3 separate regions of the Homo sapiens genome follow, and all the other regions are linked to region 1. A link is a contact called in ENCODE Hi-C or POLR2A ChIA-PET data. All regions are on one chromosome and are shown on one strand. Each heading gives the region's core, a stretch centred on a gene start or an enhancer-like site at or near the end of the contact. The rest is flanking DNA. Distances are from core to core; before and after follow the strand shown.

The links. Hi-C counts contacts between places; a loop is a spot of excess contacts on that map. ChIA-PET counts read pairs that join two places held with the same protein, here RNA polymerase II (POLR2A). Pooled maps may share reads with other maps.
Region 2: a pooled map shows a loop between it and region 1 (3-fold over the local background). The contact joins the enhancer-like site here to the promoter of EIF3I in region 1. A Hi-C loop is called at or near these places in 2 of 50 pooled maps. POLR2A ChIA-PET finds 5 or more read pairs at or near these places in 2 of 52 experiments (activated CD8-positive, alpha-beta memory T cell and common myeloid progenitor, CD34-positive).
Region 3: a pooled map shows a loop between it and region 1 (2.7-fold over the local background). The contact joins the promoter of ZBTB8B here to the promoter of EIF3I in region 1. A Hi-C loop is called at or near these places in 1 of 50 pooled maps. POLR2A ChIA-PET finds 5 or more read pairs at or near these places in 2 of 52 experiments (WTC11 and activated B cell).

What each region holds. Positions count from the first base shown.
Region 1 is chr1:32,221,157-32,226,033 of GRCh38, reverse strand. EIF3I (eukaryotic translation initiation factor 3 subunit I) reads right to left here and starts at 3,627. Exons shown (of 11, transcript NM_003757.4): 1 at 3,590-3,627; 2 at 3,404-3,496; 3 at 1,913-2,000; 4 at 1,559-1,624. The coding sequence starts at 3,592. TMEM234 (transmembrane protein 234) reads left to right here and starts at 3,681. Exons shown (of 5, transcript NM_019118.5): 1 at 3,681-3,727; 2 at 4,016-4,167; 3 at 4,837-4,877. The coding sequence starts at 3,712. RefSeq lists enhancers at 3,299-3,932, 3,209-4,408.
Region 2 is chr1:31,978,701-31,983,577 of GRCh38, reverse strand. No RefSeq gene overlaps it. Among named protein-coding and RNA genes, the nearest start is that of KHDRBS1, 33 kb to the left of the region's middle. Within about 2 kb of position 2,022, at least 6 of the 41 ENCODE cell types and tissues checked have a DNase peak (open chromatin) inside an H3K27ac peak, as active enhancers do.
Region 3 is chr1:32,462,271-32,467,147 of GRCh38, reverse strand. ZBTB8B (zinc finger and BTB domain containing 8B) reads right to left here and starts at 2,076. Exons shown (of 4, transcript NM_001145720.2): 1 at 2,043-2,076.

The sequences.
Region 1 (4,877 bases), core at 2,378-4,877:
TTTTTTCTTTTTTGAGACAGTTTCACTCTGTTGCCCAGGCTGGAGTGCAGTGGTGCAATCTCGGCTCTCACTGCAAGCTCCGCCTCCCGGGTTCACGCCATTCTCCTGCCTCAGCCTCCCAAGTAGCTGGGACTACAGGCGCCTGCCACCATGCCCCGCTAATTTTTTGTATTTTTAGTAGAGACGGGATTTCACCGTGTTAGCCAGGATGGTCTTGATCTCCTGACCCGTGATCCGCCCGCCTCAGCCTCCCAAAGTGCTGGGATTACAGGTGTGAGCCACCGCGCCCGGCCTTTTTTTTTTTGAGATGGAGTTTCGCTCTTGTCCTGCAGGCTGCTGTGCGATGGTGTGATCTCGGCTCACTGCAACCTTTCAAGCGATTCTTCTGCCTCAGCCTCCTGAGTCGATGGGATTACAGGTGCCCACCACCATGCCTGGCTCATTTTTGTATTTTTAATAGACGGGGTTTCACCATGTTGGCCAGGCTGGTCTTGCACTCCTGACCTCAGGTGATCCACCTGCCTCAACCTCCCAAAGTGCTGGGATTACAGGCGTGAGCCACCACACCTGGCCAAGTATTTTAACTTCTTACCTAGACTCTTTCCTCAGACATCCTGCTAATGTGGCACTACTCATACGTAGACTGCAATATATCTGTCTCTCCCTCAGACTGTGCTTCTCCACAGCAAAGACCTGATCTGATTTCCCTCCATGTCCCCAGTACCCAGCATAGACCTGGCACTAAACAGAACAGCTTAGGCTGGGCACAGTGGCTTGTGCCTGTAATCTCAGCACTTTGGGAGGCCAAGGCGGGTGGATCACTTGAGCTGAGGAGTTCGAGACCAGCCTGGCCAACATGGTGAAACCCTGTCTCTACTAAAAATACAAAAATTAGCTGGTGGCCAGGTGCAGTGGCTCATGCCTGTAATCCCAGCACTTTGGAAGGCCGAGGTGGGTGGATTACCTGAGGTCTGGAGTTTGAGACCAGTCTGGCCAACATGGTGAAACCCTGTCTCTACTAAAAATACAAAAATTAGCCAGGTGTGATGGCGCATGTCTGTAATCCCAGCTATTTGGGAGGCTGAGGCAGGAGAATCACTTGAACCTGGGAGGCGGAGGTTGCAGTAAGCCAAGATTGTGCCACTGCACTCCAGCCTGGGTGACACAGCGAGAGAATCTGTCTCAAAAAAAAAAATCAGCCAAGCATGGTGGCGTGCGCCTATAATCCCAGCTACTGGGGCTGGCTGAGACAGGAGAATCCCTTGAACCCGGGAGACAGAGGTTGCAGTGAGCCGAGATAGTGCCATTGCTCTCCAGCCTGGGTGACAGTGAGACTCTGTCTCCAAAATAAGAAAAAGAAAAAAAAAAAAAAAAAGAAAACTTAATCTATGCTTCCTCTACCATGGCGTGTATTTTCTCATCTATCTTTCTTGTCTCTTATTCCCTAGACTGGAAACTATCTATGGATTTCATCTCTATTTTCCTAGGACCTGTTTACTCAAACAGGTACACTGTAGGTCCTCAATATTTGCTAAAAAGGTGAATGAACCCAGCTTACCTGTTTCACAGTCCCAGAGACGACAGCTGTTGTCAGCTGAGCCAGTGAGGACATGCTTGGTGTCCCCTGAAGAGTTGTTAAGAAATATGACGAAGTTCACCCGAGCCCTTGTCCTCTTGGGATGCCAAGTGAATCATCTCCCTGTTCAGCCCCAAAGAGCCTTTCTACCCCTCTTACCTCCTTATCCAGAACTGGAATTTGTCCTGAATGTTTCCTCAGTCAGTGAAGAGACCAGGGAGTAGGAGGTATCGTTCTCTAGGCCCTCAACAGCACCCCCAACTCCCAACTCCCAACTCAGCCTCTCCATCGCTGACAGACCCTAGCAACACGGACTCAGACCCAAAATAAGGATACAGTCAGCGTCCACACACCACACAGCTCCGGTATGGCCCATGTAGGTGCCCAGCCTCTCACCATTCACAGAGTACCATACATTGACGATCTGGAAAAGTCAAACCACAGGATAGTACACATCCCAGTAAGAGCAATGGCTTCCTATTTTGCCCCAGGAACCCTCAGCAGCCTGTAGCAAGGCTGATTCTGCCCTCTTCTGTTTATTTCTTGGGAAACAGCAGGGAGCTGGTAAAAAGACCAACTCCTGGATTCTCCTCCCTTCCTGAAGGGAAGCAACAGAGGAGTCAGGCGGCTTGTAAAGGCATCCTCATTTGTTAGCTCCAGCTCTCCTGGGACTCCCAACGGCTCCAAAGAATAAAAGGCCAAGTTGAGCTCCAGTCCAGAAAAACAGTATCTCTGATGTCTTATCCAAGTGGGAGCAGCTGGTAGTAAGGAAGTCTGGGTTCTGGTGCCTGCTCTGCCACTGTCTCACTATATGATCTCAAATACAGTGCTTCTCTCCTCTGAACTTCAGTTTTCTCATCTTGAAAATGGCCAGGCCGGGTGTGGTGACTCATGCCTGTAATCCTAGCACTTTGGGAGGCCGAGGCAGGCGGATCACCTGAGGTCAGGAGTTCAAGACAAGCCTGTCCAACATGGTGAAACCCCATCTCTACTAAAGATACAAAAAATTAGCTGGGCATGGTGGCACGAGCCTGTAGTCCCAGCTACTAGGGAGGTTGAGGCAGGAGAATCGCTTGAACCTGGGAGGCAGAGGTTGCAGTGAGTCGAGATCGCGCCACTGCACTCCAGCCTAGGCGACAGAGCGAGACTCCGTCTCAAGAAAAAATAAAATAAAATGGCCAGGTGCCTCAAAAGGCAGTATCATGAGGGATTGTTTGGCATTGAGTAGCAGGATGGGATTGACTTAAAATGAGACTAGAGACACCCTCATTAAGTTCCCTGTGTCTGAATAACACAGCCTGCACCTATCCTGGTAGAAAGATTAGATTATCCCTAAAGGTCGCATCCCGTTCTCTGGGCAAGCTGACCCTCATCTTTATCCCCTTTCCACAGTGGTCTCTTGCTTTTCTTGGAGTGCAGTGGCACGATCTCAGCTCACCGCGCTCAAGCGATCCTCTCGTTTCAGACTCCGAAGTAGCTGAGACCACAGGCGCGAGGCCACCATGTCAGGCTAATTTTTTTGTGTGTAGAGATGGGTCTTACTACGTTGCTCAGGCTGGTCTCCAACTCCTGGGCTCAAGCGACCCTCCCACCTCGGCCTCTCAAAGTGCTGGGATTACAGGCGTGAGCCACCGCACTCGGCCAATAGAGTTCTTCCCCACCTTTCCCGGTAGAATACTTTCGCCAACCTACCCCCGGCATGGCCTCTCCCTACTTCTCACAATGGGCTGCTCTTTGGTTCCCCGCTAACGGCAAAACTGGCGTGTCCACCCATCGTCCTGGCAGAAGGATCCCGCCCCTCCCGGACCCCCTCCAGCCAACACTCACAGGGTCCTTGGCCACAGTAAAGAGGAGGTCTCCTTCGCGGTTATACTTAATCTGCGTAATGGACCGCTCATGGCCCTGCAGTAGGATCGGCTTCTGTGGGGACAAGACAGTAACGTCAGTGCTCGGAATTGGGCCCCAGCCTCAGCCCAGGACCCCCACTGCAATACCCCTAACTCTGAAACTCACCATCCCGGCTGTGACGCGAGGAAGGCCGCAACGTGAGTAAGACCGGAAAAGGTTTCGAGGTCACTTCCGGATTATGGGTCTCCGCCCCTTCGTTCCCGGAAGTAGAAGACAGCGGCGTTGCCATGGCGGCGTCTCTGGGTAGGTAGCCGGCCCCGCCCTTCCATGGATTTCCCGACCCTCGCCTCGAATTCATTTCCTGCTCCACATCCACCCTCTAACCCCGACCCCTGCTACAACCCCAGAGGCCGGACTCCTGGATTCATCTCCCTAGCTTCCCTGGGCCTGCCTTAGCCGCCAGTCGCAGCCGAGGCGAAGAGAGCGAAGGAGGGAAGTGGGGGCGGCTAGCTGGGGCTAGAAGGCCAGGAGAGGGCGGGGTGGGCGGCCGTTTGGGGTGGGGGTCAGGGTGACTCACTCGTCTGCATTCAGGGCAGGTGTTGGCTCTGGTGCTGGTGGCCGCTCTGTGGGGTGGCACGCAGCCGCTGCTGAAGCGGGCCTCCGCCGGCCTGCAGCGGGTTCATGAGCCGACCTGGGCCCAGCAGTTGCTACAGGAGATGAAGACCCTCTTCTTGAATACTGAGGTGCGTCTCTGTGAAAGGCCCCTCTCTCGGTGGAGTTGCCGCCAAGAATTTGGTCTTTGGAGTCAAACAGGTCTGGGTCAGCCCCACCACTTACTCACTAGAAATTCTCGGAAAAGTCAGTTGTCCTTGAGCCTCAGTTTCATCATCTGTAAATGGCGATTATAATAATAACCATCTGATAGGTCAGTTGCAGGAATTAGGTGAGATACGTAGAGCACTTAGCATTAGGCCTAGAACATAGTAAGTGCTCAATCTATGGCTGCCATTATTCACATTTTATTGTGATTCCTTCAGTTACATAAGGCAACATTTGTGAGCCTTTCCAGAGGGAGGGCTTGGGGCTCAAATTGGCCCTGCAGGGGAGGAGTTCAGAGGAGGAAGGCTGGAGCTGGAGGACTTGGGGAAGGCTTCCTGGAGGGGCTGACATTGGCTTCAAGGCCTTGCAGGATGGGAACTAGCAGAGGTGAGGGAGAGGGTAGTTTGAGCAAAGGCACAGACTTCAGTCTGTTTCCCTCTTTGCCCTGGAAGGATCCTCCTTAGAGGGATTAGTGTTCTCTGGGTCCTTATAACCCTGCCTCCCTCCAAGGAAAGACATTCGCTAGGAGCTCAAAGAAGGCAGTGCTGCTCAGTCAGGCCATCACACTGACTGCAGGTTTCTCCTCTTTCCAGTACCTGATGCCCTTTCTCCTCAACCAGTGTGGATCCCTTCT
Region 2 (4,877 bases), core at 773-3,272, 240 kb after region 1:
TATGTTTAGTTTTAGTAAATACCGCCAGTTTTCCAAAGTGGTTGTACCAGTTTACACTCCTTTCAGTGGTGTATGAGAATTCCAGTTGTTAATATTGTCAGTCGTTTTAATTTCAAATTTCAGCCATTCTGATAGGTACGTAGTGGTATCTCACTGTTTTAATGTATCTACCCACATAGTAATAAGTAATAATATTTTTTGTTTTGAGACAGGGTCTTTTTCTGTTGCCGAGGCTGGGGTGCAGTGGCATGATCATGGCTCATTGTAGCCTCAACCTCCCAGGCTCAAGCAATCCTCCTGCCTCAGCTCCCTGGGTAGCTGGGACTGCAAGTGCATGCCAACACATCTGGCTAATTTTTAAGTTTTTTGTAGAGATGAGGTCGGGCTATGTTGCCCAGGCTGGTCTTGAACTCCTGGCCTCAAGTGATCTGCCCGCCTCGGCTTCCCAAAGTGCTGGAATTACAGGCATGAGCCATCAAGCCCGGCCAGTAATAATGTTTTTACATGCTTGTTTCTTGTGCTATTTGGCCATCTGGATGTCTTTGTTGAAGAGTCTGTTCCCACTTGGTCCCCTCACCCAAGGATGTCTCTCCTACACTCAGTAACCATTTGATGACCTTAACTGATGGTCATTCAATGGTCATCCTTGTGCTGATCACACCCAGATCTCTGTCCAGAGATCCTGCTCCCAAATGCCATACCCACATATTCAGCTGGCTCTTTGATATCTCTAACAGAATGACCCATGTGCCCCTCAGGATCAATATCCAAACTAAAAGCTTCATCTCCTCTTCAGCCCCTAATCCATTTTCCTTCCTTTCTGCTCAGGCCACTCCAGGGCACCCAGACTGGCCCATCATCTTCATCCTCACGGACTCTGTGAATGTTTAGGCCCCAATCTCACACATTTCAAGAAATGTGGCCAGGCGTGGTGGCTCACACCTGTAATCTCAGCACTTTGGGAGGCCGAGGCAGGTGGATAACTGGAGGTTAAGAGTTCGAGACTAGCCTGGACAACATGGTGAAACCCTGTCTCTACTAAAAATACAAAAATTAGGCAGGGGTGGTGGCAGGCGCCTATAATCCTAGCTCCTTGGGAGGCTGAGGCAGGAGAATCCCTTGAACCTGGGAGGCGGAGGTTGCAGTGAGCCGAGATCACGCCACTGCATACCAGCCTGGGTGACAGAGCGAGACTCTGTCTCAAAAAAAGGAAGGGAGGGAGGGAGGGAGGGAGGGAGGGAAGGAAATAAAAATATGCACAGCCTGTTTCCTTTCCCCACCCCACACCCTCTTTGCCCTGGATACCTCCTCCTTGGGTCTCAGCTTACATGCCACTTCCTCTGGTTTAGGTGTTTCCTCTGCTGTCTTCCAGTGCCAGTTCCTTCCTGTCAAGTCATTTATCACACTGGCTTATAATTACCAGTGTCAATGCCTGAATCCCTGGATCATCTGTTGTTTTGCCTGCTCAGCATTCTTTCCCCTCCTCTCAGTAGTCTAGTTTTCGCTAGGAGCCATCTCTCCATTCTTGCTCCGTGTGTTGGGGTGTGGCTGCAGAGAAGGATGTGCATATCACCCAGGCCCGACAAGTCAGCATATTCCATCCTTTAGTTCTGTAACTGGGTCAATGTTAAGCACAGAACCAAGGTAGTTGATCAGAGCAATCTTAGGATTTTTGCTGGAACAAATGGGAAAGAAGCATTCTTTTTCTGAGGGGGTTACTACAGGGCTAAGATGAAAGCCTGGAGCCTGGGGGATCCTGGTCTGGGGAGTGACCCAGGCCTACCTCACCACACATTTTGGTGGGAGATCTCCCTTCCACATTACTAAAGCACATAGATTCTACAAAAAAACATATCTCCACAGCCCTTTTGCAATTCTGGTGCAATAGTGGATTTTCTAATTATCTTCATTTAGCTTTGTTGTCAAACTACAGAGTAGTAGGGGTTTTTGTGTGTGTGTATGTGGTTTTTTTTTTTTTTTTTGACACGGAGTCTCACTTTGTCGCACAGGCTGGAGTGCAGTGGTGTGATCTCACCTCACTGCAACCTCTGCCTCCCAGGTCAAGTGGTGATTCTCCTGCCTCAGCCTCCTGAGTAGCTGGAATTATAGTCATGCACCACCATGCCCGGCTAATTTTTTTGTATTTTTAGTACAGACGGGGTTTTGCCACGTTGGCCAGGCTGGTCTCGAACTGCTGACCTCAGGTGATCTGCCTGCCTCAGCCTCCCAAAGTGCTGGGTTTACAGCTGTGAGCTACTGCGCCCAGCCTGAGTAGTAGTTTTTGAGAGCACAGATTCCGCAGTAACTTAAGGGTTTGAATCTAGCACTGCCATATGTCACATGTGACTTTGAGCAAACTGCTTAGACTCTCTGTGCCTCAGTTACGTCATCTGTAAAATGGAGATGATAACAGTACTTACTTTATAGTGTTTTTGTGAGAATTAAATGAATTGATTAATGTAAAAGGACTTGTTTACACTGTGGGGAAAATACCACCCGGGACATTTCACAAAGGAAGTGAAAGCAAGGCCAGGTTTCCAAGTGGCTAAAGATGGCTTTGCTGGCAGTGGGGAGTGTGACAGGCTAATAGCCTGAGCGTCTTACCAGTAACTGCTAGTGAATTCCCTTGTTTTCTCTATTTCATCTGTTGTGTGTTCTTAATCTCACACTGACATCTCCGATGAAACCCTTTTCAAGTGTTTGGCATCTCATGGGGGTTTGACAGCAAGGGTGGTAGCCAAGCGGGTTTAACTCCAAAGGGATAATGGTGGTGTTTGCTGCAAAAACTTGAGAGGTAACATTGTTTACAGTGTACAGAGTATTTCATTTGCATATTAAGTTCACTGACTGCGATTCTAGCACGTATATAACCACGTTACACAGAAAATTCAGAAACTCCTCCAGCTACTACCTAACTCTGGAACTGCACATACCTGGGACATAGTAAAATATTGCAATCTTAATAATATAGACTTTGGCCAGGCAAGGTGGCTTATGCCTGTAATCCCAGCACTTTGGGAGGCTGAGTTGGGTGGATCACCTGAGGTCAGGAGTTCGAGACTAGCCTGGCCAACATGGTGAAACCCCGTCTCTACTAAAAATACAAAAATTAGCTGGGCATGGTGATGGGCACCCGTAGTCCCAGCTACTTGGGAAGCTGAGGCAGAAGAATTACTTGAACCTGGGAGGTGGAGGTTGCAGTGAGCCGAGATTGCGCCACTGCACTCCAGCCTGGGCAATGGAGCAAGACTCTGTCTCCAAAAAAAAAAAAAAAAAAAAAGAGAGACAGAGAGAGAATATAGGCTTTGGGGTTGGTCATACCTGGGTTTAGGTTTCGTCTCTGCCTTTTGCTTGCTTGTGTGAACTTAAGCTAGTAATTTATCCTTTCCGAGCCTCACTTTTTTCCATGGAAATGGATAAAGTAATTGCTCCTAAGGTCGCTTCATGGTACAGTCCAGGGCTACCAATCACAACATATTCTATATATCGGTAGCACATATCTTACAAGGTGGATGTAAAAATTAAATGAGATGGTTTCTGTATTGCAAATAGCTCAGCGATGGGCTGATAGCACTTAGTACATCTTAGTACATGTTAGTTGCTATTATTAGGTATTTATGTGCAGAAGTCCTTCTGATAATAATTGTCATAATAGCAAGAGTGGAGTCGGAAGAACTGATGAGGAAGGCTTTCTGAGGAAATTCTAAGTTGTTTTATTTTTATTTATTTATTTATTTATTTATTTATTTATTTATTTATTTATTTGAGATGGAGTCTCGCTCTGTCGCCCAGGCTGGAGTGCAGTGGCGCGATCTCGGCTCACTGCAAGCTCTGCCTCCCAGGTTCACGCCATTCTCCTGCCTCAGCCCCCCGAGTAGCTGGGACTACAGGCGCCCGCCACCATGCCCGGCTAATTTTTTTATATTTTTTAGTAGAGATGGGGTTTCACCATGTTAGCCAGGATGGTCTCGATCTCCTGACCTCGTGATCTGCCCGCCTCAGCCTCCCAAAGTGCTGGGATTACAGGTGTGAGCCACCATGCCCAGCCGTTTTTTAATTTTTTTAATTTTTTAAATTGTATGTCCTCTGGTGTTGAAACTGAAAGATTCTAAGGTTTAAACTGGATTTGAAAGGTGGAGAGTAACTCATTTTGGCAATGAAGATTAGGGTGAGTGTCTTGGGAATAAAAGAAAGAGGGAACAGGTGTCTGCGTGACCAAAGTGAGATACTTGGATGCAACTCAGCCCCGTCCTCAGGGCACTTGTGGGCTTCTGCCAGTAGTGGGGAATCCCAGAACCTTCTCTGGCTTGGCTACAGAAGGAAACAGACATCTCCTATGGAGAGAAAGGAAAGTCACGGAGCTGCTGTCTGGTGGTGACTGGGGCCACAGTGGCAAGCAAAGAGATGTCTGTGGGGCAAGGGAACTGGCAGGGTGAGGCCTGAGGGTCAGCCCAGGATTCTGGTCACTGGGAGGCTGAGCTAGAGGCTTCTACCTCCTGCAAAGTAAGCTGGGCTGGTCTGTGGATTCTTTCCAGATTCTCAGAATTCCAACCTCCTATAGGGTCTTCTCTAGGGAAGGAGGGACACAGATGTATAGAAAAGACCAAAGGGAATGATGAGAGTTTGAAAACTCTGGTCTGGCCAGGCTCAGTGACTCATGCCTGTAATCCCAGCACTTTGGGAGGTCGAGGTGGGAGGATCATTTGAGTCTAGGAGTTCAAGACCAGCCTGGACAACAAAGCAAGACCCTGTGCCTTTGATTGTTTATTTGTTTATTTATTTATTTAGAGACAGTCTCGCTCTGTTGCCTAGACTGGAATGCAGTGGTGCGATCTCAGCTCACTACAACCTCCGCTTACCAGGTTCAACCCGGAGTA
Region 3 (4,877 bases), core at 827-3,326, 240 kb before region 1:
GTCTTACTTTGTTACCCAGGCTGGAGTGCAGTCCATGATCACAGTTCACTGCCGCCTCGACCTCCCAGGCTCAAGCAATCCTCCTACCTCAGCCTCCCAAGTAGCTGTGACTACAGGCATGCAGCACCACACTCAGCTAATTCTGAAAACATTTTTTTGTAGAGATGGGGTCTCACTATGTTGCCCTGGCTGGTCTCAATGGTCTTGAACTCCTGGACTCAAGTGATCCTTCTGCCTTGGCTTTTTTCTTTGTTAACTAAGAAAAAAAGGAGGCAGGGCAGAGGGGTAAGGAGTTGGTAAGCCAGGTAGATAAATATGTAAGTACGCACAACACTTCTTAACTTGTAGTATGGTCTGATCTATAGGGGCTCTTCCCAGGGCACTTCCGTCTTTCACTGGAAAAGCCTCCTTTCCAGAAATAGCACCTAAAACCAATTTCTTTTGGCTTTCTTACTGAAATTATTTTTTATTCTATTGCAATTATTTTTATTCTACTTCCTGACGTTGCAAAAGTCTATCCGTATAGTATTTTCTTCAAAATTTTCCCCAATCCTGTACTTGGTATATATTGTGTAAATATTTATTTATATCACCCCCATTTGCCTGAAGTGCTCTGCTGCCCCGGGAAGTGCTGAGGATCACCACTTATCCCAGAAGAGCAGCTCTTAGGGCAGACTGCTCTCAGAAGCACATTTATCCGCACTCTGGCAGGGAACCTCCCAACCATCCCACGGTTCCAACTCAATTCAACGGTTACCGGCTACATACAATGCCTGACACAAGGAAGATGCCAGGAATAGAAAAATGAACCAAGTATAGTGCCTGTCCTCCAGGAGACAGCAGATGCCAACACAACTACCTGCAATACAAACTCTCATATACCCTTGAGGGAGTCCTAGCCAGATCACACAACTGTCTCTGTTCAGAGGCCAAAAGCAGCCTTGAATTCCACCTCCGACCCTTTCTGACAAGACTCCTCCAGTCCCACCAACCTGAGAATAACAAAAACCTGCTCCTCAATTTTAGTAAATATTAAGCACTATTCCTTATAAAACACTGTACAAAGTACAAGCATATTCATTTTACTTTTTAAATTAAAATTTTTAAAAGGCACGGTCTTGCTCGGTTGCCCAGGTTGGAGTGCACGATCCTACCTCAATGCAGCCTGGAACTCCTGGGCTCAAGAGATCCTCCCAACCTTAGCTTCCCGAGTAGCAGGGACTACAGGTGCGCGCCACCATGCCTGGCTTTTACAAGCACATTAGTTTTCACCTCACAATAATCCAGTACGACAGATACTCTAACTACATCCTCTTTTTCAGAGGAGGAACTGAGATTCAAAGATGCAGATAACATCACCAAGTTAGTAATAGAACAGAGATCCGACTGACTCCCGGGTTGACATCCTTAACCACTATGCTAACCGGCCTCCTCAAACCCTCCAGGACACGATGCGACAGGTTGGGGAAGTCACTCCTTTCTTTTAGGCATGGATCGGAGGAGAAGGACACTGGAGAAGTTTCCATTTCCATACGAAGAATTTCAGGGTCAACTGCATCTAAACTGCTCGCAAGACAGACCCTCCCCCGTCCAGCATCAGACGACCTGCAGAGAGGCCACCAGAACCAGCTACAGGGCACGGCCCCCGAGGGTGGGACCCCAAGGCCTAGCCCCTCCCATGGCCTCCCGCGGACAAAGTGGCCATCGCTGCCGCTGGCACTTCTCCAGTGTGGCCGAGCCCCCCACGCCTGGGCACCATTCACCGTGGAAGTAGTCGGCGCCGCGACCCCCGGCTGGACGACGCGGAGGACACCCAATGACAGGGAAGCTGGGGCCCCACGGCCGCGCCTGCCCCTCCCCACGCTAGAAGGGCTCGCGGGGCGGAGGTCCCAGGAGTTGCCAGGGCCAAGCGGTCCGAAGGAGGATGACTGAGTGGGGGCAACCCTGCCCGCTAACCCCAATCTCCAGCCAGCCTCCCGGGTGCTAGGAATCCTCCCCAAACCAACGAAAGCGGCAGCGCCAACCCGCTTCTTCGCGCTCACCTTCCAGCGGGTTCCAGCAGCGCAGCCACGGAGCACCGCGCACCGACACGCCCCCCTTTCATTCACCTGGCGCCCTCCGATGAGAGGCGGGGCGGCTGGCCAATCGCGGGAGCGCCTGGCCTCGGGAAGGCGGGCCCTTCGGCCAGCAGGGTGGTCAATGGCGCTGGTGCCCCTCGGAGGATGCGCTCTGAAGGCGCTGGTGCTCGCAGGGTGATGGGAGTTGTGGTCTCAGCGCTGGCTTTTCGGGTAAAGATAGAGTGGACAAAACTACAAGTACCAAGATGCCAAAAGGGGCGAGGACCAGTGCTAGCGAAAGGCTGCAGCTCGGTTCGGTCTTTTGAGTCCCACTTGAGGGACCTGCCAAGTACCGGTCTCTTTGTCTGGAGAGCGAAAAGCACGTCGTGGGTATTAATGCAGTCCAGGGAATAAGAGCTTTGACTCATCAGTCCGCACATATTTCACCTACTGGCGCTTTCCGCAAAAATCTGGAAATAAGGGAAATGGTTTAATCGATTCAACAGGTTTTTATTGCATACCCGCGGTTTCTTTCACTGGGTAGTCGTTACAAAAGATAAAAGATTCAGCTCTTCCCTTGACAGGCTCTCCGGTTCATACATACTAGTGAAACGGTTAAATGGCAGTACTAGGTGCTAAGTGACCGTACAGGCGTGTTCTTGTCAGCTGTGAGCAAGACAAGGCAGCTTACCGCTCTCAGGGAGCTTAGTTCTCATGGGGGTGTATTCGTTTGCTAGGGCTGCTGTACCTAAGTATCACCAACCCGGTGGCGTCAATAACAGATCTTATTGTCTGACAATCCTGGGGGCATCTGAAAGCAAGATGTTGGCAGGGTTCTTTCCTTCTGAGCGCTGTGAGGAAACGGTCTCTTCCAGGCTTCTCTCCTGGGCTTGCATATGGCCATCTTCATGTTCACAGGGCATATTCCCTGTATATGTCTCCATGTCAAAATGTCTCCTTTTGGTTGCAGTGAGTCGAGATCGCGCCACTGCACTCCAGCCTGGGGCGACAGAGAGAGACTCCGTCTCCAAAAAAAAAGTATTTTTATAAGGATACCAGTCATATTGGATTAGGGGTTCACTCTATGCCAGTATGACTTTTTTTTTTTTTTTTTTTTTTTTTTTGAGACGGAGTCTCAGACTCTGTTGCCCAGGCTGGAGTGGTGGCGGGTGGATCACCTGAGGTCAGGAGTCCGAGACCAGCCTGGCCAACATGGTGAAACCCCATCTCTACTAAAAATACAAAAATTAGCCGGGCGTGGGCCAGTAATCCCAGCTACTTGGGAGGCTGAGGCAGGAGAATGCTTGAACCAAAGAGATTGCAGTGAGTGGAGATCTGGCCACTGCACTCCAGCCTGGGCAGCAGAGCAAGACTCTGTCTCAAAAAAAAAAAAAAAAAAAAAAAAGGCTACCCCCTTCGCTGAGAGACCCTAATGAGGAGTAGTGAGCCATGCTAAGATAAAACAGAAAACCGGTTGGTACATATCTAAGAAACAGGAGAATGCCATTGGGTTGAGGAAGTGGATGGCAGGTAGACCAGCTTAATGGACGTGCAACCCACGCAGTGGCACAGGCCCGCACACTCAGAAAGGGCTGGTGCTTCCAGGTGAGGTTTTATACTTAACAAAACAAAACAAAAAAAGAGCCAGGTGCGGTGGCTTACACCTGTAATCCCAGCACTTTGGGAGGCTGAGGCGGGCGGATCACTTGAGACCAGCCTGGCCAACATGGCAAAACCCAGTGTCTACTAAAAATACAAAAATTAGCTGGGCATGGTGACACATACCTGTAATCCCAGCTACTCGGGAGGCTGAGGCATGAGAATCACTTGAACATGGAAAGTGGAGGTTGCAGTGAGCTGAGATTGTGCCACTGCACTGTTTCAAGGAGGAGGAGGACGAGGAGGAGGAGAGAGGGAAGAGGGAAGAAGAAGAAGAGGAAGAGGAAGGAGAGGAAGGAGAAGGAGGAGGAGGAGAAGAAGAAGAAGAAGAAAGATTTAATTACTAACAAAAAGAAAATCTAAATAAATATTTTAAAAATTAAAAAAAAGGAAAGGGCTGATGCCTGGTTTAATGCTCTGCCATTGCCCTCTTAAAATTCTTAGTAGTTTTTGAACAAGGAGCTCTGCATTTTCATTTTGCATTGGGCCCCACAAATTATGTAGCCAGTCCAAGCGACAGGAAATATGAATGGATAGAGAAGCAAAGGCCAGATTATGTAGGAATTTGTAGGCCACCTTAAGGAGTTTGGATTTTTTCTTATGAATGTGAAGGGACACCTTCGAAGGATCTTAAGCAGGGAAGAGATAAGATATGATCTCTCCCCTGCTGATAGATGCTGATAACTGGGGATAGGGTAGAGGTGGTAGAGATGGAGGGGTTTGTTTAGGATATATTTTAGAGCTTGTCAAAAATGTAATTGCAGTTCACTCTAAAGATAACTTAATAATTTTAGAAGGTAAAATGTCAGCCAAACACCACTATACTATCTATCAAAGAAAAGTAGTTTACCTATTTCTTGTAAAGCTGGATACCCAGAGAGGGACAGCAGCAGTTACATCTTTCCTGTTAGTGTGGCTGTCCTTGCCACCTGGTTCCCAAAGGCCAGCTCAGGTGCTGAGGACTTTTGATCATCATAGCAGCAGAGAAAGCATCAGAAGTGAGGAGCACCAAGCTTCTCTGGGCTCAGCCTTTTGTATCTTCTTACCTGGGAAGTCATGTCACTGATGCCTTCACCTTAATTATGACTGTACCTGGAACTCACCCTAGTATTCATTCCACATCTCCTGCATCCAGGCTCCAAGTTTCAGGTCCCAAATTTT